Linked DNA regions of Mus musculus: regions 1, 3, 4, 5, 6 and 7 are each linked to region 2. A link is a loop called in an ENCODE intact Hi-C map of the cell type or tissue named here. Cell type or tissue: heart. All regions are shown on one strand. Region 1 overlaps Camta1 (calmodulin binding transcription activator 1). Region 2 holds the start of Gm52711 (a long non-coding RNA gene). Region 3 overlaps Camta1 (calmodulin binding transcription activator 1). Region 4 has its middle 13 kb from the start of Dnajc11. Region 5 overlaps Camta1 (calmodulin binding transcription activator 1). Region 6 overlaps Camta1 (calmodulin binding transcription activator 1). Region 7 overlaps Camta1 (calmodulin binding transcription activator 1).

Evidence for each region. Hi-C counts contacts between places; a loop is a spot of excess contacts. Peaks named below come from ENCODE experiments on the same cell type or tissue, not always from the same donor. Only the 100,000 strongest peaks of a DNase experiment are listed, where the experiment ranks them.
Region 1: it touches region 2 in a loop (8-fold over the local background); 8 of 42 quality-filtered maps call a loop at or near these places.
Region 3: a loop joins it to region 2, with 2.5 times the contacts of the local background. A loop is called at or near these places in 2 of 42 quality-filtered maps.
Region 4: it touches region 2 in a loop (2.5-fold over the local background); 10 of 42 quality-filtered maps call a loop at or near these places.
Region 5: it touches region 2 in a loop (4-fold over the local background); 3 of 42 quality-filtered maps call a loop at or near these places.
Region 6: a loop joins it to region 2, with 2.6 times the contacts of the local background. A loop is called at or near these places in 2 of 42 quality-filtered maps.
Region 7: a loop joins it to region 2, with 4 times the contacts of the local background. A loop is called at or near these places in 4 of 42 quality-filtered maps.

The regions. Positions count from the first base shown.
Region 1 is chr4:151,300,574-151,304,573 of GRCm38, forward strand. All of the region lies in intron 5 of Camta1 (calmodulin binding transcription activator 1), which reads right to left. Among named protein-coding and RNA genes, the nearest start is that of Gm45960, 79 kb to the left of the region's middle. In heart, a CTCF peak has its summit at 1,740 (motif pointing left); a DNase peak (open chromatin) is centred at 1,958; H3K4me3 peaks cover 310 bases; H3K27ac peaks cover 591 bases.
Region 2 is chr4:151,154,740-151,158,739 of GRCm38, forward strand. All of the region lies in intron 7 of Camta1 (calmodulin binding transcription activator 1), which reads right to left. Gm52711 (a long non-coding RNA gene) reads left to right here and starts at 3,855. Exons shown (of 3, transcript XR_003955319.1): 1 at 3,855-4,000. In heart, CTCF peaks have their summits at 2,399 (motif pointing right) and 3,704 (motif pointing right); a DNase peak (open chromatin) is centred at 2,372; H3K27me3 peaks cover 1,996 bases.
Region 3 is chr4:151,473,107-151,477,106 of GRCm38, forward strand. The region is part of intron 4 of Camta1 (calmodulin binding transcription activator 1); the gene reads right to left. Among named protein-coding and RNA genes, the nearest start is that of Gm30344, 19 kb to the left of the region's middle. In heart, no CTCF peak of the experiment used is centred here; no DNase peak of the experiment used is centred here; H3K27me3 peaks cover 333 bases.
Region 4 is chr4:151,918,518-151,922,517 of GRCm38, forward strand. No RefSeq gene overlaps it. Among named protein-coding and RNA genes, the nearest start is that of Dnajc11, 13 kb to the right of the region's middle. In heart, a CTCF peak has its summit at 1,963 (motif pointing left); no DNase peak of the experiment used is centred here; H3K4me3 peaks cover 736 bases; H3K27ac peaks cover 761 bases.
Region 5 is chr4:151,481,733-151,485,732 of GRCm38, forward strand. The region is part of intron 4 of Camta1 (calmodulin binding transcription activator 1); the gene reads right to left. Among named protein-coding and RNA genes, the nearest start is that of Gm30344, 28 kb to the left of the region's middle. In heart, a CTCF peak has its summit at 1,702; no DNase peak of the experiment used is centred here; H3K27me3 peaks cover 1,921 bases.
Region 6 is chr4:151,497,280-151,501,279 of GRCm38, forward strand. All of the region lies in intron 4 of Camta1 (calmodulin binding transcription activator 1), which reads right to left. Among named protein-coding and RNA genes, the nearest start is that of Gm30344, 43 kb to the left of the region's middle. In heart, a CTCF peak has its summit at 1,789 (motif pointing right); no DNase peak of the experiment used is centred here.
Region 7 is chr4:151,637,266-151,641,265 of GRCm38, forward strand. All of the region lies in intron 3 of Camta1 (calmodulin binding transcription activator 1), which reads right to left. Gm38442 (a long non-coding RNA gene) reads right to left here. Exons shown (of 3, transcript XR_390983.2): 2 at 2,331-2,525; 3 at 1,364-1,883. Among named protein-coding and RNA genes, the nearest start is that of Gm52712, 2.5 kb to the right of the region's middle. In heart, a CTCF peak has its summit at 1,824 (motif pointing left); a DNase peak (open chromatin) is centred at 286; H3K27me3 peaks cover 1,145 bases.

The sequences.
Region 1 (4,000 bases), 150 kb after region 2:
CCTTGCCTCCGAAGCGAAGCTCCCTTGTGGTCTCAGCAAGGCATAGAGAGATGGCCCTGTGCAGTGCACCAGGAGAACGGGGACAGGGTTCTCAAACTAGAGGGTTGCCTGGCATCTCCACAGAATGTTCTAGAGCACTTCTCCAGCAGGGGAAGTTTTTGCGGAGTGGGAACTCAAGGAGAACCGAAGATCAGCGAGGGAAGCCCAAGAAGCAGCAGGCACTGGGGTAGGAGCCAGCGCAGGGATTGGGGGCAGGGGAGTGGGAGGGTGGAGACTGCATGAGGTTAGGAGCAGGCACTGGGGGCGGGGCCAGCGCGGTGCGGGGTGTAGGTGGGGCAGACTGCACAGTCTCAGGATGACAGCACGGGCATAGCAGTCCTGACTCTGGCACCAGCCCCAGCAGCACCCACCTCCTTCACCTGAGCTCCCAACCCGTGGGAGACACTGTGCTTGTGAGAGAAACCGCCCCGGTAAAGCCCCGTCAGCCTAAGGATCGCATGAGTGAGGAGTGCGATAAAGATTAAATGAAGTTTTAGATAAGAAGGCATAAAAATCATGTTCAAAGACATAAATAAAATTCCCAGAGCTCTGACTTTATTGTGCTGGGGGTTGGTGGTGGTTTCCAAGATTAATAAATTAATGGGCATAAAATAGAGTAATGGCTAAAAACGGATAATAAGGTAAATTTGGATGTGCAGTGGGCATTGTTTCCAGCTGTGAAGCTCTGGTCAGGGATGACCAGGCCACAGTGGGCGTGCACATCTGTCCCGAGATCATCTTGGCCCTACAATCTGCTGCTTCCATTCTGCCTCCTTCTGGGGTGAAGTCCGGGTACTTAGCCACCCTCGCCCAAATGTTCTCCCACCCTCCGGGGATCCATGGGCGAGCACATGGTTCCTGTCACTCTCAGCCCTGGCCCGTTTGTTTGCTCTGCAGAGCCAGATGGATGCTGGAGGTGTCATTTTCTCAGCCTTAGCAGCCTGTCCTGGCACATGGGCCTTTGGCCCCACGTGGGAGGAACACGGTCTTTGCTCTTCCCCTTGTGGATGCATCAGGCTGCCTGGCCCTGCTTGTCCTGTGGTCAGCAGGAGCTACCCCGTGTGTGTGTGTGTGTGTGTGTGTGTGTGTGTGTGTGTGTGTGTGGTCTCACCCAGCCATCAGGGGTTTGTATCTCCAACCAATTTCAATATAGCCTTGCCATTTCTATTACAAATACTTGCAAAGCTACAAGACATAAATAATAAATAAATAAAGTAAAATGTCCTTTTTCTCATCAAAGTGCATTGCTCAGACTCATTTCTTGTAGACTTGTCAAGTGGTGGGAACTGATCTTGATCGTGCCAGTGGTTTGTATTGGTGACAGCTAGACATCTCCCCTCTGTTCCTCTCCTCCCTCTCTGGATATGAAGCAAGCTTTCTGCTCTTTATTCCCCCATCCTGTCTGTGTTAGGTGTCCAGAGTTTCTCACACAGACAATGGATTTCCACAGGCTCTTCTTGGTCTACCACCCCTGTGGACAGCATCCCATGTGGGTTTTACGCATTTAGACAAAGAATGACCAGAGAGATGGAGAACTGCTGTCCAAGATGCGGCTCTCTGTGCTCTCTGGGGCTGGGGGCTCTCTCCATTTCCAGGGAGCCAGCCCTCTTTGTCCCACTCCTCCATGCCTAGCCTCTAGAGGGCAGCAGAGATGGGTAACAGAATCCCACACTCCAGGCCCTCAGTGGCCATTCTAAGTGAGGAGTGGGGAGCACAAGGTAGTGGCTGGGATTGGCTCCCTCTCCAGGTGGGCCTCAGAACTGCATCTGCTAAACACCTGTGACACTGTCTGGGTACCAAGGCGGACCTTTGCCACCCAGCTGCACCCAGGCAGGAGTCTGGGAAGGAATTCTTACTTAAAACCGGTCATGAGGCTTTGTTTGTGAAGAAGGTGGGGGAAATGCCAGGCCAGACTGTGGCTATGTTAATGCGAGGCTGGGCTCCCTGCCAAGACATTAAGCGGGGAGTCGAATTCCTCAAACCAGCTTTAATCAGCAGATTTTTAAGGTTAGAATTACTCTCTCCTCTCAAGGCTTGCCAAGGTTAATTCTGGCCTGAGCATGCAGAATTAATGGGCTGGACAGAGGGAATCGACCTTTTCCCGATTTTTTTCTTAAGTTCACAAAAACATCTCTACAAGAGGAGAAGGTGGCAGGGCTGGGCCCCCATGGGAAAGAAATACCTGGCACTAAGCAACCCATCTGGGAGCCCAGGTCAGAAACACACACAGTCAGACTCACGCCAAGTCAGGCGTGAACACATGGGCCAGGACAGGCATCCATTCTCACCCTGGGAGAGTGGAGAGTAGAGTTCCCAGCAGCTCCAGCCCCGTCCCCTTAAACAGCTGTGGGCCTCCTACCCTACCTAGCCTCTGCCTGATGGGGCTACCCAAGCCTGTGTGTCTCAGTGTGGATGGGGTCTAGCTGGCCAAGTGAAGGACAGAGGCTTCTCCTGGTCCAGCACAGATCTACAGAGGAAGGTAGTCCTGTGAGCGCCCACAGCAGGAGCAGGGTCTGGGTTCGAAACTCCCCTACACACCCCAGGATAATGACTGTGGGTCAGGGCTGTGTTCTACCTGGATCTGCCAGTGGAAACAGGAGGGACATAAGCCCCGATATGGCAGGTCTGCTCGGTGAAGCAGCGATGTATTTTCAGTGACTGACACCCACATGGCAGTAGCAAACACAGGCTTCCTTAGTTTCCACAGGTCACCTACAGATGGTCTCCCTCCTCTGTAGTACTCATGGTGTCCCCTCTGGTGGTCCCTACAGATCCCTGCCTGGGCCGCACTGGGAGAGCCTTCCTTTGCCTGAGGCCAGGGCTATTAAAAACCAGTGGGGCTGCCCAGAGCTGCTGGACCTGGCCACGTTGCTGGATGGTTTGCTCCTTCCCCTCCAGTTGGTCCCGCTTCAGCCTGGGTTTGAAACTCAGGTCATCCTCGTGACCTTGGCTGGGCTCACCACTCTCCACAGCAAGGAAGTATGAAAGCCAGACTGTCTATCCACTGTGTAACCTGCATGGCTACCGGTGGCCTCAGCAAAAGTGAGTCACTCTTGGCCTGACTTCCATATCTTCCCTCACTCTGCCCTACCCCTTCTTGCCCTGGAATGGAGAAGGTCTTAGTCCAGGCCACTCCCTTCCCCCTTTCTCTTCCTCCCTCTCTTCCCCTTTCCCTCTCCCTGTCCTCTCCTCTTCATAGTCGGAGCTGTTCCTAGGATCTGGTAGGCATGGAAGGTCTCTTACTGTAGTGTCCAGATACCCGCTGCAATGCCTAGAAATACTGAATCTGTAGGACAAAGCTGTCAAGCCTGGTGCTTTGATAAATGCACACACAGGAGCCTAACCTTTCTAGCTGGTAGACTGCAGCTTTGTGGACCAGAAGCACTGAGATCTAGGCCACTGTCAGGGTCACCCCGGTTGTGAGGATGGAGAGGGAAGTGCAGAGACAGGAAGATCTGCCTCCCTCCTGGTCATGTGTGACTCAGCCTAGCCATCTTCTGTATGTCTCATTGAGCTGGGATGCTGATGTCCACGTGCTGGAAGACCGGGCTGCCTAAAGCCTCTCCCAGCATCTGCCTGACTTGGCAGTTTTGACTCTTCCATCCCCCATTCCTGCCCCCTGGGCTCAGGCCAAGATCTGAGTTCCTAGTGGGAGGGAATGGGGTCCTACTCTTGTGCTTCCATGGAACCCATCAGTGCTGGTCAATAGGACAGCTCTTTGGATGTCTCTTTTGAGCTTTACACAGAAACTGTGGACCATTCCTCAAAAAAGTAACCACAGCATTACTGTATGACCAGCCACTGAGTGCCTAAGTAGACGTTCCAAAAGACTGCACGAGGTTCACGTCACTCAGATCCACACTGGAACTCTTCACACAAGACTCAGGCAGCCCACAAGTCCACCCATAGATGGAATGGTGAATGAGATACAATAGAACCACACAGCGGAATATTACTCGCC
Region 2 (4,000 bases):
GTGCATACTGGCTGTGTGCAAGGATCCTCTGCGTGCAGCATCTCCAAGGAGCCTGGTTGCTGTGTTGGGACTCAGCATGCTAGAAGCCCCTTTCTACTGGGAGACCTAGACTTCATGCTCAGTCACACCCACCTCTGGAGAAAGCCAGAAGCTGAGGTTTGGTGTCAGCTGTGGAGTGGGGAACTCACCCTGGCCATATTGTTTCAGAGGAGAGGGACACTGGATGTGAGGGGCCGGGATGCCTAAATCAGGGAATCTAGACCACATGGTGATAGTGTAGCCTTGGCTTGGAAAAACCGTAAAGGTGGACGGACATGCTAGAAACTGTCCTTGGCTGAGAGCTTAGCCTCTTCTCCCTGGGATGGTGACTCTTCACAATGGTAGTGAATGTGCCAGAAACCCTGACTTGCTGGCAATGCTGGAAGATCAGTGTGGCAGCGAGAGGAGTTGCTTCTGGTGTCGGTTTCAAACCTGGAGTCCCTAGTCCTTCCCGCTACTTGAGGGAAGAGCCAGTCAACGGGGAAACATGTAGTCGTAAATAGTTGGGTACCCAGTCCTACAGGGCCACTTGAAATTAGGGACATTTCATATGGCTGGCTTCCCTTAGGGGAAACTCCCTTCTAACTCTCCACTATGTGGTCCAGAGATCTTGATTCTTACAGAGACATAAAACCTAGGGAGATGGAGTGCCACACTTCACTAGAGCGTCTCCTCTTTAGCGAGCTGATCTCTGAGTTAGAATCAGACCCTTGACTCTCAGGCTTAGGGCAGGTCTGAGAATAAGCCACAAAGGTTGGTTGGGCTGGTGAATGGGGAGGAGAAAGCCAAAGGAGACTTCTGGAACAGCCTACGGGTACAAGTGCCCAAGGAGCCTCAAAGAACAAGCAGCGAGGGACAGGCAGGAAATCAGAAGCATGTTCTTTCTGGGGGACACATCCGCTCAATAGAATCTAGCCTGAAGGAAAAAAAAGAACATTTGCAAAACAAACCAAGGTCCCACGGGCAGGGGTGGGAGGTGTCTGCCAAAGGCACCCACCTCTGTGCCAGGCTGGAAGATGGCCAAGGTGCAGCAGGATGAGGTCTGCAGCCAGGAGTGTGGCAGAGCAGAGCAGGGCTCAGCCAATCTGAGGCTCCAGGACAGTAGCTCCTTTCCCAGGGACAGCAGAGGGCACAGGGAATCCTCTGCAGGCCTTTGGGGGTCTATCTTTGTTTTCCCAGACTCTCAGGTCCTGCAGTGACTGCAGGACACAAGACTTCTCTCCCTAAGGACAGAGCTGCTATTCTTGGCCCCAGGGACAAAGGTATAGGTATGGTCCATACTCAGGACTTTTCTTGAGTTACAGTCAACAAGTGTTCAGCAAGGACACCCCCCCCCCCCCCCCCCGTGTCAGCCAGGCCTTGGTGGCACAGGCCTGAAATCCAAGCAACCCAGAAGGCTGAGATGGGAGGAGCATAAGTTCAAATCCAGTCCGGGAAACTTAGCAAGATCCTATCTCAAAATGGAAAATAGAAAAAGGGCTTAGCACTGTGGCTTAGTGGTAGCACTTGCCCAGCATGCGTGAGGCTCTGGGTTTGAACCCCAGCCTCATGGCTTCCAAGAGATCACACTGTGTGCTGGCACCAAGACTCAAACTACAAATCCAGAAAATATTAAGGGTTGTAGTTCTTAATTAGGAGCCTAGGGAGACATCTCAGTTCTGGAACACCCAGAAACTAGGTCTCCCATCTCCGGGACATTTCCCTCTGGAAGTTCCCTGATAAATCTCCGACCGTGCCTCCCTGCCATCCCAAGAAGTCCAAGGGTGAGGGTGCTAGCTCAGCTTTCCAAGCAAGAGCCCTGGGTTTGCCTCTTTCTGGTGTCTGCCTCAGGCTAGAGTTTCTAGGAAATACAAGCCTGGAGAGTCTAGCATGAGAACGGTTTGTAAAACACCCAGAGTCCCCTGGCTGGCTTCCACCCTAGACATCAGAACAAAGTTGGACAGGGCCCCCAAAGCCTGCTTTTCCTAGACCTGCCCAGGTACTTCAGAAATGAAATGGTTCCTGCCGCTGGCTGCTCTGTGCTCGGGGCTCACCTGCGCTGCAGTGATCCGAAAAAGAAGGTGCTCTGAACCCCAGACACCAAGGTGTGAGCCTGGGCGCCAAAGCTCACACCTGACTTAGAGTCTGTCACTCCTACCCCAGAGCTCTTCCTCCACTGCAGGGACACTGGATGAAGCCTCCCTAGCAGCAGTCAACCCAAGGCTGGTCTCTGACACTCTGCTCCTCTCATGGCCACATCTGCAGTCCGTGGGCAGTTGCTTTGTCACTCTGAGGCCAGCCACCCCACTCCACAGGCTGTGCTCAGATAATTCCCGCAGGAGTGCTAGGCACATCCTGGAAGCGTGCTACTATGACTGGCCACCAGGTGGCGCTAAATGACCAGGAACTGGTCTAGAAGGCGCAGGGAAGGCGCACCCTTGTTGATTTTATGTCTTGATACTCCATAATCACCAGGATTACAATCTAAGCAAAAAAGCAAGACAAATAAACACCTGCCCCATGAAGAGTTTGTCTTCGTTTGAAAAAAATCACGAGAAAACATGATACTTTGAACGTACCCCCTAAGGCTCAGGTGAGCACCAGTGAGCCTCTTGGGACAGATGGGAAGTTGCTGTGGGGACTGGGTGGGGAGTTCCCAGGAAAGGCAGGTGCTATCACGTACTGCCCTGTCTCTTCTTTGCCTCTGAAGCTTCAGTTTCACACTGTGGGGTCCCTGTCTGCAGTCTCCCTAGCCTATGCTGGCTGCCCTGGGACTGGAAAAGACCCTTGCTGAGTGTGCGGAGAGGGGCCAAGACATGGCTTCTAAAACCATTTCCAGTAAAGACAGAAGAGTCAAGGCATCTGAGGACTGCTAGGATCTAGAAGAGCACCCTTAGCCTCTCGCTCACCACGGCCACCACCCCGTGCTTACAGCGGCCTTTACCCTACAGCCAACATGGCTCTATCCCACATGCACTATGACCTTCAGCCCACACTCACCAGGGCCTCTCCTATGATTTCCCTTCCCCATACTCAACATGGCTTCAATCTCTTCATTCTCACATGGTCTCCAGCTCTGACCCCTACTCAACAAGGTTTCCACACTGACGCCTACCATGGCCTCTACCCAGCATTCAACACAATATCTCTTCCCTCAAGTTCAACATGGCCTCCACCCCGGACTCAACACAGATGACTCCCGCTTCCCATGCTCAACATGGCTTCTTCTCTTCTCTCACACTAACATTCAGCCCACTCTCCATCCCCACCGTCACCTGGGCCTCTAACCCCAAACTCAGCATGGTCCCCATCGCTTCAGAGTCCTGAAGGCCTGCAGCCCTGCAGGCCACAGTCCTGACACTGACACACCATTTCTACTCACATCGCCTCTGCTTCCTTCTCTATGTTCCGCACACTGCCTGGGATGCCCTGTAGCCTTCCGCCACACCATCCTCCGGGCTGGTGGCCTGGGGCCCCTACAGCATGGCTATCCTTGAGACAGCCCTGTGATGCCTTCTCAGCAGGCCCCCTTTGATTGGGTTCCCCGAGGGATGGCCTGGGCTTCCTCCTGTCTGGCATCTTCCCAAAGCACAGAGCTCAGTGGTCCCACTCTGGCTGGAGGAAGACAGGAGATGTCCAGGTAGCCCTTGGGTGCCCTTGCTGGGCACACAGGGGTTGTGAGATAAGGGCTTGGCCTCCAGAGGGCGCTGTTCTGGCCTTTGGGCAGGTTTTTCCTCCTAACTACAGCCACTACATGGGTCATTTGACATCTATGATGTCATTTCAGGGCCACACAGACAACATTGTCACCCGTTCCAGGAAAGAGGACATGGCCACTCAGAAAGCTCAGGTGTACTGGCCAAGTCTGGGAGAGGGGGTGCTACCTTCACACATCTCAGAGATGCCAAGTTTACATCCAGCCTCTGACCTCTGCTGGAAATCCTTTTACACAGCATCCCCTTGCTGGCACTGTCACCCAAAT
Region 3 (4,000 bases), 320 kb after region 2:
TCACTTTTCATTACCATTTATTTGGAATAGTTTCTTCCCTGTAATCTCAGCAACTCCCTGTGCATTTTGGGACAGTGACTGCTGGTGAGCCATAATCCTTGGCTAATATCCTATAAGCCTGATTCATAAGCCACAATTACTTATATCTGGTCACGAAGGTAAGAGTCACTTCCTCCACGAAGTCTTCTTGACCTCATGATGACCCAGTATGTGTTTCCCAAGCAGCCTTGCTCTCCCTGTCTAGCATCCACTCCTAAAGCACAAAGACTCACACATAGAGGCACAGGCATGTATGTGCACATGTGTGCACTCTTATATGCATGTATGTGCACATGTGTGCACTCTTATATGCATGAGTAGGCACAGGCACAGACAGGCACATGGACACACACGTATATACACACACTGCCCTGTTGCAATCTCCTTCCTCTTTGGGCTGTAAGCCTAGCAAGGTCAGAGACTAGCTCAGCTTTGTCATGACGGCCTGGCATATACTTGGAGAAACATTCAAGTTGTTAGATCATGAAGGGGCAGCAGAGCCCCAAGTTGTGGCTCATGGTAAGATGTACCAAGGGGTGGCTCGTGGGGCTGGGGATAAGGGAGGTGCCCTCTTCAGCAAGGAAAGGAGATTCAGAGAGAAAGAATTCTCAATGCTGCAGAGAGTGTGTGCCGGACTCTCTCGGCTGCTCCTAGGCAGGCAAGACACCAAGAAGAGGGAGAAGCTGGGCTTAGGAGGAGAGAACATGGGAAACCAGGATTGGAGACACAGTCAGCTTGTTGACAAACTCCTCTGTGAGGCAAGAAAGTCAACACATGGATGGGACACCGCCAAAGGCAGAGGGGTGTGCTGTGCAAGGAGCCATGAAGTGTCCCATGTGGCGGCATGGCCCCTGGAGCACCTCTAGGAGGGCCAGCATTCACAACCCAACAGATGCAAGTTCACCCCCACCCAAGCCCAGATACTATTTCAAAGTCGGGGCATGAAGTGGGACTTGCAAGGACATGCAAGGACATGGTCTAAAAGGTGCCTTAGCCTGTCGTTGACAGGGCAAAGGAAAGGAGCCCGGAACGGGGAAGGGACGGCAGGGAGTGCAGGAAGGGATTAGGTGTGCCCCACACGCTAAGCCTCTGCCTCCCCCAGCAGGCACACGCAGACCTGCAGCTCGGATCCTCATAGCCAGAGGGTCCGAGGAGCTGGGCCAGGCGATGAATCATCACCCTGATGGGGACAGAAAACATCAGCTTTGCAGGTCCCACGGCCTGTCTGACACAACACGCAAGGGATTTTCCCGACAGTATCATCCGTTTAGCTGATGGCCCTGAAGTATTTCATTTAGCTGGAAATCACGCCTGGTCCATTTCCCAGAGCCGGCTGACATTATGAGAAGCCCGTGTGACGTGCCTGCAGGAAGGCAGCTCAATACCCCGTCACCTGCAGTCAGGGCCCCACTACCCTCACACGGGAGCACGGGGCTCAGGTGGCTTCTAGAGCAGAATTGCTGCTTCCTGCTAGGATGGGCTCATAGCAAGCCGGGGTGTGTGTGTGTGTGTGTGTGTGTGTGTGTGTGTGTGTGTGTACATGGTTTGGAAAACAGTTTATCACACGGCACCAAATTGTCACAGGTCTCCCTGGCTATTCTGTCAGACTCTCCCATTCCCTTCCTGGATTTATCTCCCTTGATGGACCAGGAGTTTATTATCTCCAAACTATTCCAATGACTCGAATGCAAGGTCTCCGGCCCTGATTCCACAGCCAGTGAGCAGCAACGCTCAGGGATCCTGACTTGATCCATGAATTCAGAGGCTGTGCCCTTCACTGTGGTCCATGCCCCCGTCCCCAAGACCTGCTTTATGGTATGTCACGCTACCTGGGAAGGTTTTAGGAAGGGCTCAAGTCTCATAACCAAGGGCACGGTCAGTGAGCCTGATCGAGCCTGCTCCGTTCTGGAAGAATACCTTTCCCAAGACCAAAGGGCTCTGTCGCTCTCTGAGCCCTTGTGTGTCAGCACTCTTTGTGGCACAAGCTGGAGCACTTGGGTGTCCATCAGACATGCAAATGAACAAATGGGTGAATGAACGGACAAGTAAATAAATGTCACGCCTGACTGAACACTGTCACCTACGGCTCCAGCCGAGCGCCACCGTGTCCCCCGTCACAGGGCACTTCCCATCAGGGAGGCTTCTCTTACAGAATTCAATCCTTTCTGAGTTGCCTCTAATGTTCTGCGTGATGGCTTCTGAGAAAGCCATGCCATCAATCTGTGAAGAAGCCCAGCATTTCCTGCCTCTGGCCCTGCTGCCTGGCAGGCTCCTTGGCGAGTTCCCCACCAGGACATACTCTGCCGCTAAGTGACCACAAGACCAGATTGGAGGGGGGCAGCTGTGTCACTGTCTGAGGGGTGTGAGGCCTGAAGGGTGGGAAACAGGAGATGGTGTGGCTTTAATGATTACAAGTCTTTCCTCAGACACCATCTCTGCTGTGTCTCTCCGCTCTTGGACACTTCCCGTCTGTACCTGGGGTTTGGAGGAGGTCAAAAGTCAAAGCTGGACCCATGGCAGTGGGCTGAGATAAGGAGCGTGCTTGGCTCCTGGGACATAGTTATTGGGTTTGGTTTTTATGATTTATTTTTATTTCGTGTCTACGGGTGAGTTGCCTGCATGTATGTCTGTGCATAACAGTTATGCAGTGCCTGGAGAAGCAAGAAAAGGGCGTCGTGCCCCTAGAATCGGAGCTACAGATGGTTGTGAGCCACCATGTGGGTGCTGGGAACCAAACCTGGGTCCTCTGCCACAGTGGTTAGTACTCAGTCTCAGAGCCATGTCTCTAGGCCTGTGGACTCAGACATGTGTGCTCTGGAAGCACTCCGGTAGGGTAACAGCCATGGGTGGATGTGCTGGGCTAGGGGCACAGAAAGGAGTTCCTTTCTCCCTGCTGAGCTCAGACCGTACCAGCCATGGCCTTCTAGAGTAACGAGTGAGATTCCTGACCTTCTGGGAGGATAAGAGCCACAGGGTTGAGGCAGCCCCTGTGCAACCATTTGAATTGCAACATCTCCCACTTGAGAGAGAAGAGAGGCTTGCAAGGCCTAAGAAACTCATAAGCCTCAGGAAGCTCACAAAACCTACAAGATTCAGGAAGCAGTCAACTATTGGGTAGGAGAGAAACTCTTCAGAGGAGCTGCCTACAGTTTGGGCAGAGAGCTCCAGAAATTTTGTGTGTCACCACCCATGCTGGGGTGGGTTTTTTAACAACCGCCAGACCCCCATATGCTCCTGTAGGATGTCCAAATAAACTCGCTGATTCACCAAGCTAAACTTAGGTAGCATCATTTCTTTGGTCTATTGTCAGTGCCCTCTCTGGGTGGTTTTCACCTCTTTCCAGGGTGTCACGTAGCACCACAGGCACCCAGATACTATCAGAACCAGAGATCCTCTGTGAAGAGCAGCTGCGCAGCCCCTGGTGTAGGTCACTCTGGGATGTGCAACTGAGGCTGGTCTGTCTGAGACCGGAGCATCCATAGGGACAATCTTGATGAGCCACAGGGTTGAGGCAGCCCCTGTGCAACCATTTGAATTGCAACATCTCCCACTTGAGAGAGAAGAGAGGCTTGCAAGCCCTAAGAAACTCATAAGCCTCAGGAAGCTCACAAAACCTACAAGAAACACCTGTTCCTATCCAGTACATGGTGTGCTGTCTGCCGTGGATGATAAGACACGCTAACAGATACTGAGAAGCCTGAGTGTGGCATGTTCTTAGGGGCAATCCCAGAGTGGCCACCTTCCTCCATGTAAGTGGGTGACATGCTTCCTTAATGAATGGGGCCCACCAAGAGAGTACAGAGCACCCCCTCCCAGTGTCTGGAGAAATGGAACTCATTGGTATTAGACATATGGGGCAGAATTGCAAGCAGGTTCTGCTAATAGTTGCACGGCCCCAGCTGTGGGCAATAAGACATGCAACGGAGCCAATTCTATGTGTGTTGTCTGCAGGGAAAGGAGA
Region 4 (4,000 bases), 760 kb after region 2:
GGCCTCCAGGCTTTGGCTGATTTCAGAGAAAAAAAAAAAAAAAACTAGCTCCTACTTTTTTTTTTTTTAAATATATTTATGTAAGTACACTGTAGCTGTCTTCAGACACTCCAGAAGAGGGCATCAGATTTTGTTACGGATGGTTGTGAGCCACCATGTGGTTGCTGGGATTTGAACTCAGGACCTTTGGAAGAGCAGTCAGTGCTCTTATCCGCTGAGCCATCTCTCCAGCCCCCAGTTTCTATTATTCTAAGTCCCTGGTAGCCGGGCAGTGATGGCGCAAGCCTTTACTCCCAGCACTTGGGAGGCAGAGGCAAGTGGATCTCTGAGTTCGAGGCCAGCCTGGTCTACAGAGTTAGTTCCAGGACAGCCAGGGCTACACAGAGAAACACTGTCTCAAAAAAAAACAAAAACAAACCTAAGACCCGGTTATGGCAAGGAAGCGTGAGCATTGCTGCCGTGATTCTAAACACTCAAACTTTGACCTCTTTGTTTGCTCGCCGATTCACCAGAACCTTGTGGGCCTGGTGGACTGATTCTGGACGCGTGCCTAGCTCAGAGTGAGGACTCCCTCTGGCCTTCCTTGAGAAAATGTATCTGTGAATTCTTGGATCTACACCCACCCCCCCAAATGACCCCTGCCGTTGGCTTAGCAACCGGCTTATACTTCCAACACAATCAGCCAGGTTTGGAGTGAGAAGGTTCGAAGAATTGAGGGGAGGAGGAAATGCTCTGCCGCCTACCAGGCTCTCCCACTCCAGCTCAGAAGAGATTTTGAGAGCGCCATACTCCACAGAGAAGGGCGGGGCTGTACTCCAGGCTTGCATGATTGATATGACCCTGCCAAGCCCCTATCTAGTTCTGGGGGCCAGCAGAAGGACCAGGCAGCAGGAGAAAGCTAAATCATCTTGGAGAAGCCCCCACTTTGGTGGCGCTTCCTGGGACCCTTTCTGTGGGGACGCAGGTAAATGTGAGGCCTCGGGTAAGTTCATTAGCTTGTCAGCCTTGGACAGGGTTTTGGCGAAGGGTTCTGGTGGTAATTTCCTTCTCTGTGAAATAAAGACCAGGGTGACAAGCCACCTGTTAGTACATCCATCACTGCCGTCAGGACTCAGCGTTGCGCCTCCAGGAACACGCTGGGCCCTCGTGTAGCACGCTGTGCCCAGAGCACATGGCGGCTTTGCAGTTGTGGCACTGAGCCCCTGAAAACCTACCAGTTAGGATAATAATAGGGAAGGAAACACCTTTGTATCTTGACTGCCACAGAAGAAGCACTCTCTGTTCCTTCGACCTAGAGGGCCTGCGGCACTTTCGCCCAGGTCCTGTGAGCCTGATCAGCTTAATGCTAGAAACTAGGACCGGGAAAGCAAAGCCAGGTGGAACTTTAACTTCCTGTTTGGTGGAGGGGAGGGGAGAAGAAGGAGGAGGGAGGGAGGATTTGGGGAGGGAAGGGGGATGAGGAGGGGGAGGGAGGAGGATAGGGAAGGGGAGGCAGGGAAGGAGGCTAGAGGGAAGGGGGGAGGAGAGAGGGGAAATGTGTGTGTACCCGTGTGCAGAGTGCGCATGCGTCCTTCTTTCTCACTCTCCACGTTACGTTTTGAGACAGTGCCTCTCACTGAATCTGGAGTTTGCTGATGCAGCTAGCCAGCACGGTTCAGGGATGCTCCTGCCTCTGGCTCCCCTGTGTTGAGACCAGATAAAGCACCGGGCTTCTTCCGTGGGTGCTGGGGATCTGAACTCACACCTCCCGCTTGAGCGTTTTAACTGAGCCATCATCCCCACGTGAATTTTCTCCAGACTAAGATTGTCAAGTGCCGCCACACAGCCTACAAATGGTCCCTCTCGGGACAAGCATCTGAGAGAGGTGCCTTTTCCCACAAATCTTTCCCCCTCTCTACACTAAACCTACACGTGCAGTTTTCTTTGCCCAGTGCTGCTCTCAGGGCCCACAAGTCTGCCCTCTGCTGGTGAAGGGACACTTAAGCAGTTCCACAACTAGGAAGCCCGGGTTTGGCCCAGTAATCAGCTTCGTTCCCCTGTGCAAAGTCCTTATCTCAAACTCAGAGATGTTATCTAGGAGTCAGAGCTGTTGAGTGGACTTATAGTACCATTCCCTGCCTTAGGGGATCATAGATAACATCTTTTCACACCACATACCCCAAGGAATTATAAAGCCCACGTTATCAAGCGCAGCTAGAAGTCCTCTGAAATGTCACCGCCACCATACAAATTAATCTAAAAGAGAATAAACACATATCTGGGAAGCCAGCGGTGAAAAGGGACAACCCGAGTCTGGGTCCCTGCTCCTCTGCTCGATGCCCGTGGACCTCACTTCTCCTAGCTTAGCTGGCTTAAGTGTAAAATAAGGCCATTCACAATTACATCAGAATTATTGAAAAGATTAAATGAGATCGTTAATCAAGCAGCATAACCCAGGTGTTATAACACACGTAGCAAACATTCTTTATGTGGCTTTTTCTTTTGGGGTTGGGGATGCAGGTCAGTGGTAGAGTGTCTGCTATAGCATACCCAAGGCTCTGGGTTCAGTCCCAGCACCACACACACACACACACACACACACACACACACACGCACACACACACATACACACATCCCATAGTAGGAGACACACACACACACCATAGTAGGAGATATTGATTGGAGAAATGGGTACAGAAGTTCCTATAATTTGTGGATAGCTTCATTATCCCTAGCCTATGAGAGCTCCCTTAACTAAAAGTGGGGTGAGCATGTGGATGGTGAGAGCTAATTTTGATTTTCAACTTGATGGGACTTAGGATCTCTGCAGAAACCAACCTCTGGGAGTATCTGTGAGGGTTACATCGATTAATTTAACTGAGGTTGGAAGACTCATCCTGATTGTGGGAATTGGCATACGCTTCTGCCCCGTACTGAATAAAGCAGGGGAAGAGGAGTGGAGAGGTGGCCAAGTTAGAGCACTCTCGGCTCCTTCAGAGGACCGGTTGGTTTCTTACACCCATATCGTGTGGTTCACAACCACCAGTAAGAAATCTTTTCTTAGTGAGAAAGCAAGGTGGACACTGAAAGACCCACAACGTGAGGACTCCCCCACGTTCTGACTCAGGAGAGGCGACACCCCAAATCACTCACAAGAAACGGTCTTGCTGCAAACTGCAAGAGGACTTTTATTCAAGAGCGCTCTCGGGCCCACGGTCATACAACACGCAGGGGTAGAGGACCATGGCGCCCCAAGTAACTGGGTAAGGGGGTATTTAAAGGAATAAACCATAACTCAAGGAAGTGGGGAGGGCGTTGTTGGAAAATACCAAAGATACCAGTTAAGAGTCCCAAGGAAGTGCAAAGTCACAAGAGTCACAAGGAATATCTGGTAATTGTTCCGGTTATCTCTCAAGACAGTTTCTAAGAGCCCCTAACAATAGCACATTCTTTGAATGAACACTCTTTGAACCCAGGAAGTGGGTGGGTGGAGGAATGTCGATATCTGTTTTATGATTAGCGTACCTTGGAGCACTAAGTTACAGAGGTCACATTCCAAGCCAGGGCCTAAAGGCCTAGAATTTTGTTTTTACGTTATACTTTCAACACCAGCATGCATCTCTCTCCACTTCCAGCCTCTCCACTGCAGCTGCAGTGTGACCAGCTGCCTCCCCACTGCAGCTGCAGTGTGACCAGCTGGTGTGCAGCTGCAGTATGACCAGCTGCCTCCCCACTGCAGCTGTGGTGTGACCAGCTACCTCCCCACTGTAGCTGTGGTATGATCAGCTGCCTTTCCACCGAAGCTGCGGTGTGACCAGCTGCCTCCCCACTGCAGCTGTGGTGTGACCAGCTGCCTCCCCACTGCAGCTGCGGTGTGACCAGCTGCCTCCCCACTGCAGCTGCAGTGTGACCAGCTGGTGTGCAGCTGCAGTGTGACCAGCTGCCTCCCCACTGCAGTTGCAGTGTGACCAACTGCCTCTCACAGTGCCTTCCCTGACATGATGACTGTACCTTGAAACTG
Region 5 (4,000 bases), 330 kb after region 2:
CCTGTGCACACACACACACACACACACACACACACACACACACACACACACACTGAGAGAGAGAGAGAGAGAGAGAGAGAGAGAGAGAGAGAGAGAGAGAGAGAGATTTTAAAGGGCCATGTAAAAATGTTGCAAGAAAGTATTGGAGATTTATCAAAAGGGTGAAGCAGCCAACATTTGACTGAGCTGGGAATCCAGGAGTCCAGATGGACATAAATAAACAAGTACATAAATAAATAATGCAAGGCAGCGCGAGCCCTTCAGTGCGGCAGGGCACACTAAACAACAAGCAAATTTAGCAAAATCACCATCTGGCAGACATTAGAATAATTGATTCAATAAGAATCATCAATGGAAGCTAAGATAAGTGGGCAAAAGTTTAATGAAAAATAAGGTGTTTATACAGACCCAGACGGTCCTCCCACGAGATGTGAATTAATTACAAAGTGGGGAAGCGTTTGTGTTTTCACCAAAGAAATGGGCAGAAACCATCTGAACCAGGTTGCAGAGTGGGCACTGCACTTGGCAACGCTGAGCCCAAGACGCAGTGAGGAATTGAGTCGCTGTCATGGGTGCTATGACAGAGGCATGGCCTCTTTATGCAGAAGCCCCTGGTGACCCACAGCAAGGCAGGTGCCACAGAGAAAACACATCAAAAATGGCAGTGCTGGGGCCAGAGAGAGCTCTCAGGGTTAAGAGCACTTACTGCTCTTTCACAGGACCCAGGTCAGTTCTCAGCACTCATGTAGTGGCTCACAACTGTCCAAATCTCAAGTACACACACACACACACACACACACACACACACACACACAAAGTGGAAACACAGTTTAGGAAATAACTCCACATGCAGCATATTTGCCATATCTGCCCACGGATCTGAGTTTGATACCAGGCTATCATGTGAAAAAGAAAACCCATGTGTGGCAGTGCATGATTGCAATCACAACTCTGGAAAGGAGATAGGTGGATCCCTGGGGCTTGCTGGCCACACATGTACCTGCACACATACAATTAATGAACCCCATATCCCAGTGAGGGACCCTGCCTCAAAAATCAGCTCCTGAGGATGATGCCCTCATGTGCAGTCACATCCAGAAATGCAACTTCGTAACATACATGTGCATATCTGTGCATACATAAACACACATGTATATGCATGTACCTGCACACACACACACAAACATAAGCATGAACTTGCACACAAGCACACACACATACACATGAATACATACAAACATACATACACATATCTTTGTGCACACAAACATATCTACATGCATTTATATGCACATATACATACCCATATGCATCTGTACACAAACAAATATTCACACATACCTTCAAACACATAAATACACGCATGTCCAAATATGTATGTGTACACATGTGGACAGACAGACAGACAGACACACACACACCTGCTCACACACACACACAGGTGGGGAATCTGAGTTAAGTGCATACAAGAATTTCTTGTTTTGTTTCTAGAACTTTTAAAAAAAAATTAAGTTACACAAAATTAAATTTTTTAAATGATCAAAAGGTCACAGACTGTGACCAATCTTAACTGGTCCAAAACTGGGAGACATCTGTGACTCAGAATCCCAGAGGATTCTGAGAACTTCTGGAGCCACGTGCCCATTCCGAGGAGACTTACGGTGGTTGCAGCATGAGTTGGTGCGCTGTGCAGCAGACAGGTGGCGCTCTTGAGCTGAAACCCGGGGTTTCTGCACACATCACTCCAGCTAGTTCTAACAGATTGTCGCTGACAGAGGACGGGCTTCTCTCAGAGAGCGCCAAGGAACGGACCTGACAGCTGCCTCCCCCCACACCGCTCTGGAACCACCATCAAAGACGCAATTAATAAGCCAAGGGCGAGACTCCTCTTTCTCACACAGCTTCAGATATGAATCAACCCCAAAGTGTTAATAGATCACCCGCTATCTCTAGGACCAAATACAATTTGCATTTGAGATGACATCTGCAATATTTTAAAAGCTCAAGTCTAAAACAACAAACTTGGCAGCTTTTCTGAGTAGCAATTAACGCGGTGACTAATCCCATCAAGGAGACAGTAATTGGCGTGGAGATCTCCCCTCACACCAGCCGCAGGTTGAGAAACTTAATCCTAACCTCTTTTTAACAGTGTAGGCTCCGGAGCCTCTCTGCTCATCGAGGGAACAAACGCAGTTATTAAGGACAAGGGTAATTACCCTCCTGCTCCAACAACAACCACAAAGGATTGTGTAAACAGCAGGCTGGCACAGGGTAGCCTGGATCACAGAGAAAGCTCTGTTATAGCCTAGTCCAGGTAGGCGATGGCACCTCTGCCTCTGTGGAGGGTCAACCCCAGCCCCAGCCCCAGCCCCAGATGCAGCTTCCTCTGCAAAGATGGCAAGTGCTGATCTACTCAGTGAAGAGCGGAGTGCGAGCAGAGCGCAGCCTGTGGGCGGCTGGGCAGTGCAGCTAGACCCCTGCTGGCTTACGCTCAGTGCACTCGATTCAGTTACCGTTTCCAAGCAGGTGCTCTCCCCACATCTGTGGACATCCCTCCTGTCCCCCAGGCCCTTGGTGCACACGGAGCTCCAAGTTTCCCCCTCTGAGCCACAGCACACACAGAGAGGCACACACTGACTCTGCCTCCTGCAGGCTGGTGCCCTCCGTGGAACAGCATGTTCTAAGGTGCTAAACATTATAACCAAAACGTGGGGTTAAGGGGTTTATTCATCTTGCAAGGTACAATCTGTGGTGGAGCCAAGTCAGGGCAGGCACCAGGAGGCAGGGCTAAGGCAGAGGCCATCACTTGCTCAAGTTGCTTTCTTATACACCCTGGGACCACTCGCCCAGGGGTGGCACCACTCACAGTGGGCTGGACCCTCCCATAGCAATCATTAATTAAGAAAATGCCTCACAGACTTACTTACAGGCCAATCTGATGGAGGCATATTTGCTCCATGGAGGTTCCCTCTTCCCAGGTAACTCTAGTGTGTGTCAAGTTGGCAAAACCCAACCAGGACTCAACAGGTTCCTGAGACTCTCCCCTGATGCACCCTGGGTCACCTAACATGAGGAGACCGATGGGAAGGTTCTAGCAACAACTTCCCAAGGTCTTGGGTGTTCAATGTCACCCAGTATCTATGACGTGATGATAGAGAGTCTTCTCACCACGCACATTTCAGCTGACCAGGTAACTGTAGAGCTCTCAGTGAGGTCTGGGGTGTATCTTCACAGTGAGGTCTGGGGTGTATCTTCACAGTGAGGTCTGGGGTGTATCTTCACAGTGAGGTCTGGGGTGTATCTTCACAGTGAGGTCTGGGGTGTATCTTCACAGTGAGGTCTGGGGTGTATCTTCACAGTGAGGTCTGAGGTGTATCTTCACAGTGAGGTCTGGGGTGTATCTTCACAGTGAGGTCTAGGGTGTATCTTCGTTATCAAATGAATGGGTAGCCGGTGAGTATATGCACATGCACATGAATGATCATAAAAACGACCCAGCTGTGACAAGCACTGACTACTGCGCTTGTTGGCAAAGCAAGTGGAGCTAGAAAAATAGGGGCAAAGCGGGTGTCAGCTGTACCTGGACTGCCACCTATGGTCATGTGCTACTGGCCATGGAAGAACCGAGCAAGAGGCAGGGGGCCTCCATCTCTTAAGGGACGTGGCACCCCGTGTACAATGGATGAGCCAGCACTTGATTGGGCATGGAAACTTCTTCCCTGCAGGCTGGCTCGATTACCTACTATCACTTAGTAACACCCTGGGTTTGGGCTAGCAGCTGAGGGGATGTCCGGGGCTGGGAAGGTAGGAGATTTCCTTCATCCAGGGGTGGGAAGGGCTCAGTTCTCATGAAGATGGGAAGAGCTGTAAGTAGATCTCAAATCCTGAAGGAGAATCAGAGAGAGGGAGGAGAGGACGGCAGAGGAGAGAATGAACACCAGGAATTTGGTCAGGGGCGGGTAAGGAGGGTCTCCAGGGCAGGGTGTTGTAGATGTCCTGG
Region 6 (4,000 bases), 340 kb after region 2:
AAAACGACAACCAATATTAACCCTCACGCTCTAACCACAGTGACAACCAGTGAGCTACAAACTGCTGGTCCGAGATGGCGGTGGTCACACAGCATCCCCACATATGGTCATGAAAATAGCATCCCTGACTTCTTTCAGTGAGCTTCTACTGAGACTCAGCTTCCCTGCCTTGGCCCACACTCCAACGAACGGAAGAAAAGGACTGTGTCATAGATGGAGATGCCAGTGCACAGAGGTAGCCTCTGCGCCCAGGTAAATCAAAAAGTTCCAGACTCTCTGAAAGGGACCCCAGGTTCCCAGACACCAGCTGGTCTGTCCCTCCCAGACACTACAGGAAGAGAATGCCTTTTCTTAGAGAAATAACCAGGTCGGATAATATCTCAGTGAGACTTGGGTTCCTGGGGGTGCTGGCCAACCATGCAGAAGCTGTCAGTGACGAATCGGATCCAAGACATCCCTCCCATCCGTTACCCCCCACTTCAGTCCCTTGTGCCTTGCAGCTGTGCCAGATGTAGAGAAAATTACATGTTCCCTGAAACTTAATGACCAAATTTAAAGCAATTTCCAACTAATCAGGGTTCTGTTAAGTTGCTTTTATTAATTTAACGGTTTTAAGGGCCTCACAAACGATGCCGTTGGAAATCTTTGTGGTGGAATCTGTTCACTTGGGTGAAGGAGGGATGGCGGGCCACCTGGCCAGCCCGCCTCAGAGCCAAGGACTCTGCAAAGACACCAAGTAAGACTTCTGGAAATGCCTTGGTGTTGATTGCCCAGTGTGCAATGGACTAACATCCTTCTCCTCTCTCCATGCTATCTGGGATGATTGACAGCTGGTCCTGTCGTCTACTGACCGCGAAGGAATGGCGCTTGCCACCGGAACCAGAGTATCCCCCCCTCCCCCATAACCCGAATCTGCTGAACCTCCATTCAAAGCTAGGCCCCAGAACCAAGCTATCGAATGTCCGACCTGGCGATTCCCTATTTCAAACAGAAATAAAACTGCTTATTTCATATTAAGACTGCTGACAGGCCTGGCTTCCCTCCCATGTCCAAGGGCCCTTCTAGGCAGAGCTGCGCTCAAATTAAAGCAAACAAGCAGAATGCCAGGCATCTGCTAATGATCTCTGAATCCTGCAAGCACAGGGTGTAGCGTCTCCTTTCAAAAGCTGAGTCAGAATTTAAAATCCATAATTTAAAAGTTACTATGTATTCCTAACTACGAAAATGTTGGATCATTACAGAAATAAATAGCCTCTACCTACAAAGCTGTGTGACTTTAAGTAAATAACTCCACCCCTCTGAGCTGATTTCTGCACATGTAAAACATGGCTGTCTTCCTTCACAGGGTGATTTGTGGGGGTAAATGAGTTGTTTAAAATGCTTACAGCAGAGCCTGCCTCCCAGTGAGCGTATGGATAAATATTAACTACAGCCATTATGTGTACTTGGAATAAATGGGCACTGTGACTGGGAGCTTGTGTTTTATGACTTCTTCATAAGGCTTACTGTAGCTCTATTTTTGAATTGCAAAACAAAACACTAGTTTATTTTCCTGTAATAAAAACCACTCAAACAATTGGAAGTATAACAAGAAAAACTTGAAATTCTCCCTCCCCAACTAACTTTCACCTCTTTTTCAGAAACAATCACAGCCAACAACTTTGCGCATATGTTCCCAGAGGGGTCCGTGTTTATGGTTTATTAACTTTGTTAATTTGTAAAATGTTTATGTATGTGTGTCTTTGTAGCTATCTGTCCATGTCAGTGCAATATTTGAAGAGGCCAGAAGAGGGCGCCAAGTTCCATGCAGCTGGAGGGACACATGGTTCAAGACATCACATGGGTGCTGCCAACCAAACTCAGGTCCCCTGCAAGAGCAGCAAGAGATGGCTTAACTACTGAGCCCTCTCTCCAGCTTTGTGTGTATGGCTTATAAAGGAATAAATACTGCCTGCTCTTGTAGAGAAGTTGGATTTAATGTCCATCATCTATATGGTGGCTCACAACTATCTGTAACTCCAGTTCCAGGGGATCCAAGACCTTCCGGTTTCCATGGGCACCAGGCTCATACCCAGGGCACAGACACGCACACAGGCAAGACACTCATACACATAAAACAAAATAAATAAATCTAAATATAAAGGCATACATATGCATATGGGGTTATGTAACTGAATGCTGGAGTCATGAAAAGTTTGGCAATTAAAAGATCCCTGCACAGACAAGGAGCAAAAATGAATTCCAAATCCAACACATAATGATTCTGAAGGCTTTCTCAGTGTTCTCTGATGCTGAGGGTTCATGGGAAAACTTTCCCGTGTTGCATCACGGGACCTCATACCATGTCACACCAACAGACACTGAATCACCTGAGCTCAGATTCAAGACTATCGTTACGTGGTGAGTTAGCTTGTTTCCTCTGTAAACACAGTCTTCTGTTCTTACAAAAAGCAAGTTCATAATCTGGAGCTGTGGCTCCATGGTTACGAGCATGTTCTGCTCTTACAGATGACCCGGATTTGGTGACTCACAGCCAATTTTAATTTCAGCTCCAGAGAATCTAACACTGCCGGGCTCAGCAGGTCCTGCATCCATGTGTACACACACACACACAGAGAAACACACACACACAGAAACACACACACACAGAAACACACGTGCATACACACACACAAACACACATGTGCGTACACACACACAAACACACATGTGCATACACACACACAAACACACATGCTCTGCACACACACCCATACACAGGCACACGTCCACACACAATTAAGAATAAATCTGAAGTGATTTAGTTACAGAAGACAATGGTTTTCAGTGTTCCCTCCCATCATTCCCCAGCACGTGAGCATCAAATTAAAGTACCCTTGGATTGGCGTATGTTAAACTGTTTGAATTTAAAAATTACCGTTTGAGTTGCTGGTTTGAGATTCATAAAATCATTAAATGAATTTTGGCTTGAGGTTAGGATGAAATTTTCAACAGTTTCTAAAATATATTTCTGCCGGTTTGTGCTGTGTGTTTATGCAAAGCAGTATTTTCAACATTGAGGGTTATAAAACCAAAACACCAGCCACCTGAAGAGCACTGACGGTGCCCCACGTCCTGCAGCAGCAAACGTTCAGCCAAGATTCAATTCTTCTTGTAAAAATAGGTAATCCCATTCATCTAACTGTGCAAACTGGCTTCCATTTTCAATAAACGATAAACTTATATGTGCGTCAAATATTTGTTTTAAAATAAACTCCATAAAAGTGACTTTAAAGAAAGAAACCTTAAAGGGTCTGGAGAGATGGCTCAGTGGTCAAAAGCACTTGCTGCTCTTGTGGAGGACCCAAGTTTGGTTTCCAGCATCCATGTTGGGTGACCCACAGTGACCTGTCACCCAGCTTCAGGGGATCCAACACCCTCTCCTGGCCTCTGATGGGACTACATTCATATGCACATAGCCTGACACAGACAGCAGACAGACAAACAGACACACATACACACATATGCATATACATATAATTTTAAGTGTTTTCAATTAGTATGTTTTATTATGAGTAAAGATTCAGCTTTGCTTATATACCCTAGGCAGGTAAAAATGATAAACACTTCTCTGTTGAAAAGGAATCGTGAACAAAAGGTTACATAGCTCTGGCTTACCTTATACTTAGTAGGTACATGCATACACAGGCATGCACATGCGCACACACACACACACACACACACACACACACTCACACACAAGCACACTCTCATGTAGTCACACATATAACTTTAATTTCTTCTATGTCTTGCTTTTTCCCTTACTAACAAACCCTGGGCTTCTGTCAGCTTTTTAATCTTACTCTTTTTTACTCTTGATTTCATCTTACTCATCTCCTGTGCACGTGGGATGTGGGCTGGCTGAGGCACACCTGTGAAGATCAGAGGACAGCATGAGGGAGTGGCTATCATGTGAGTGCCAGGGGTTGAATTCACATTGCCAGGCTTGGGGACAGGTATC
Region 7 (4,000 bases), 480 kb after region 2:
AGGGAGGGGGACGGAGGGGGACGGGGGACACTGGAGAAAGGAAATGAGGAATGTTGAGAGGGAAGATGCCACCCCAGGTGGGCTCAAGAGGATGGTGACATGCTGGAATAAACTTCCTCTCTAAAGCAACTGAAGAGCTGACACCTCTGAAGGCCAGGAAGGGCGGGGCTGCCTCCCTCTGCTCAGTCAGGCTCCAAATGCCAGGGCTTCAAGGTCAGAGAGGACTGGCTCTTCTTTCAATGCCCTCCACCAGATCTGTGACGGAGGTCCTACCCCGCTCACCCGCTAGCCACACCCAGCTCAGAGCCTGCGTGTCTTCTGAGCCACCCCCATTCTGAGTTCTGTTGTCAGTCACAGGGCACAGACACTGGAGTGGCCAGCGGCTCAAGTCTGCCCCTGCCATGTCTCCCTGCTTCCTAACCAGTTGGACCAAACCCCTATGGCCAGTCCACCGTGAGTGCACAAGTCCGGTAGCCGCAGCCACACGGCCCATGCTCTGCAGACCCTGTGGTTTTCCATGTCTGTGTGACATCCCTGCAGAGACGTCCATGAGGAAGCAACACTGAGGCGGATGGCTCTGTTTCTCCTATACATCAGCTCCTGGCCTCCTCCCCCCACAGTCTGAATCGTCCCCTAGAGGATCCAGGGAATTCATTTCCCTTCCCCAAGTCCCATATATCCTCCAAACACTCCCAGGAATGTCCGTGTGCGCCTGCATCCAGCCTGCTTTCTGCGCTGCCTGTCACCTTGCAGAGATGCCATGCTACAGGAATGTCACTGCATGTGACACGGAAGGGAGTCGATGCAGGAGAAGGCTCAGAGCAGCTCACAGCAGCTCCAGCTGGCAGCCCCAAGTATTTGCTAAGTAAAAAGCTACCAAACCTCCTACCTCTAGAGCCCTAAAGTCTCCTGCCAACCACCCACAAAGAGAGAAAGGAAGAGAAAGAAAGAGAGAGAGAGAGAGAGAGAGAGAGAGAGAGAGAGAGAGAGGAAGGAAGGAAGGAAGGAAGGAAGGAAGGAAGGAAGGAAGGAAGGAAGGAAGGAAGGAAGGAAGGAAGGAAGGAAGGAAAAACTTTGACTGGAAGGAACCTCCTCCAGGAGCCACTGCTAAGAACGGCACGTGTTTCTTACCCTCCACTCTAACACACACACACTCTCTCTCTCTCTCTCTCTCTCTCTCTCTCTCTCTCTCACACACACACACACACACACACACACACACTCACACACACAGTCACACTCATGCACACTCACACACACACTCATGCACACTCACACACACACTCATGCACACTCACACACACTCACACACACAGGTCATAACTCTGGCAGCTGACCCTTTTCACCACCAGGAGCCAGGCACTAGGATTTCATGCACTGTTGACCGATTAGCCCGTTTGCCTTGGGGAACACATAGAGGGGGTGGGGAGGAGATAAACCAGACTAGCCACATCTGAATCATCCTCACCCTAAAACTGCTACAAGAAAAGGGACTCAGAGAATGCAGCCCTCAGTTTGTGTATAAAAGCTGAGAGTGACCCTCAGGCATCAGGAACACAACACACCCTGGGACCTTTACAAGGGACCGTGGGAGTCAAATGTCCTGAGTGGGTTCATCTCTTGGCTCTGCCAAACAGTGCACCTGGTGGACCACCCACACGTGGAAAGGAGTTAGGGGATGAGGTCCACGTGCATGAGCGTTTGGGGGGGGGGGGTGTCTATTCCGATTTCCTGATTTCCTTTTGCTTTCTTCAGGCAGCGGACTTAAGACTCTGGAACACCTGTGTTCTACCTTGTTACAGTGACCTCTGGTGGTCATGAGTCAGACGTTGCATAAGTTCTAGCGACTGGGTAACGCGTGCCTTGAAGTCTTCTGAGAGATTCTGAGCAGAAGAGCAGAGAAGTGAGGGTCAGGTGTGGCTGGCAGTGGGCGGAAGGGAGAAGGCTGGCCATCACCTGACCCTGAGTAACCCAGTCAGGCTTTGGACCATGCCCCAGGCTCTGGGTGCCAGCCTGCAGCCTGCAGCCATGGCTCAGCTCTTGCTGCCCCCCACCCCTGCCACCAGCTGGTAGCATCTCCATGCCAGGCATAGAGGGCACAGGCTCTGGGAGGTTTGGAAAGGAGAACTTTTTGGGGGAACAGAGGACTTCTAGAAGGTTTGAGATCTCATCTCTGCCCCAAGTCCCGCTCTGCCTACTTGGGAGCTCCTGAGATAAATTGGGGGATTGCACGCAAGCCCCCACACCAAGAGAAAGCCAGGTGGGGCTGCTGCCTACAAACCACCCAGGCTAAGAGCCACAGCTTCAGCTCAGCACCTCCAGAAGTTCACCTTTATACGTGCCACTGCCGATGTGAGATTCTCACAAGACCCTGCAGTTCCTGGTTGGCGTAAAGCTTGGCTTTGCAGTTCAGAATCTGAAGACAGGATCACTCTCCTGGCATTCTTGGAGACTCGGAATGGATGGAGGGGTATCAATATTGGCTCAATTTTCCCTTCTCTATGAGAAGACGTCAGCAAACCTTCCTGCCGAGGATGGTACAAGGATCATTAAAAGGAAAATGTCCATGGTAATTGCGCCTTTATGCATATTTCTCCACTCGGAGATCCCGTAACACAATAAAGCCTCCATTCCCCCAGAACTGTCTCTTCAGCATGTTCTCGCATTATGCTTAATTTCATAAGAGTTTCTCGGCCCCACATAACGACACAGCTCAATGCAAAATCAGATATAAATCTAGCTTAAGAGACTCTCAGCAGGAATTTCATCTAAAACTGTAAATGTTAAAAGATTCGGGTTCTGATTTATGTTGTGTTGTGTTCAAAGAGAGCTCTTAGCCAGCCGCCTTAGGCTGCGGGGGCTCCCGGGTCAGTAGCATCTATGCCCTGGTCTCCCCAGGTTGGACCCTCTCCCCCTTGTGGCTAAGAAGCAACTTCAAGGTCACTTCCTTCCCCAAACAGCAGAACACATCACACAGGGTCCTCCACGTCAGTCTCCCACCTTTCCCCAACTCTATTGAGCGTGGGAGGGAGGTCAAAGGGAGAACCGAGATTTGGGATGCTGGTGTGCATCACACCCGGACCTGATCCCGGCTCTTGGATTCCTAAGTGCACTGTAAACCCCAGCCAATGATGGCGTCTATGCCTGGCTAGGTCCTGGACAGGGCACTTGAGATGCTGGCTGTAAATCCCCAATAAAAGGAATGAATCTGGAGGAGGCATCCATCTATTGTCTGAGCGTATTTAAGATGTTTTTAATATGCAGATTATTTACAGACCAGGCTCCTACGGCTCCGAAGCGAGCATTACAGTCCGTCATGTAAAACCATATCTGGGCGATTTTATTACAGCCTATCTCGCGCATGCCACGCTCAGACAACACATAATACACAAATTATTTACATCGTGAAAACATCGCTGTGGCCCCAGCATTCCACTTCCAACAAAAGACAACACCACGGCAGTAGATTACATTGAAATATGCTGGCTGGCTTCTGAAACTTCCAACTTTATGTTCCAAAATGCTAAATGCCAAAAAATAAAAAATATGGATTCGCACAGTTAGGGTTTGGCGCTCAGCATGTCTAAAAACGAGCTTCACGGGTAGAGCTACCGTGAGCTGGGAGCCCCCCAACCAAAAAAAAGCACCCCAAATAAGTCAGTGTTCTGCAATTGTAAAATCCATTTATTTAAAGAAGCTTGAAGTTTCCAAGTCTTATGATGGTACTTAACATATTTAAAAATATGCACTGCAAAGCTCTCAAAGTTCCTGGATTCATCCATAAAAAAAAAAAAATGCCTTGCCACTTCTAATGGACTCCACCCAACTTGGAGCAGAATCTGTGGGGTACACGCCCCCAGAAGAAAAGGCATTGAAATGACTTGTCTCCATATCTTTCCAGGAAAGTGAATTAAATATAGATATGCTCTCACCCCCACCCGTTTTAGGCTGCCCATTTTCCTCCCACACCCCACAACCCACGAAAACGAGGAGAAAATTA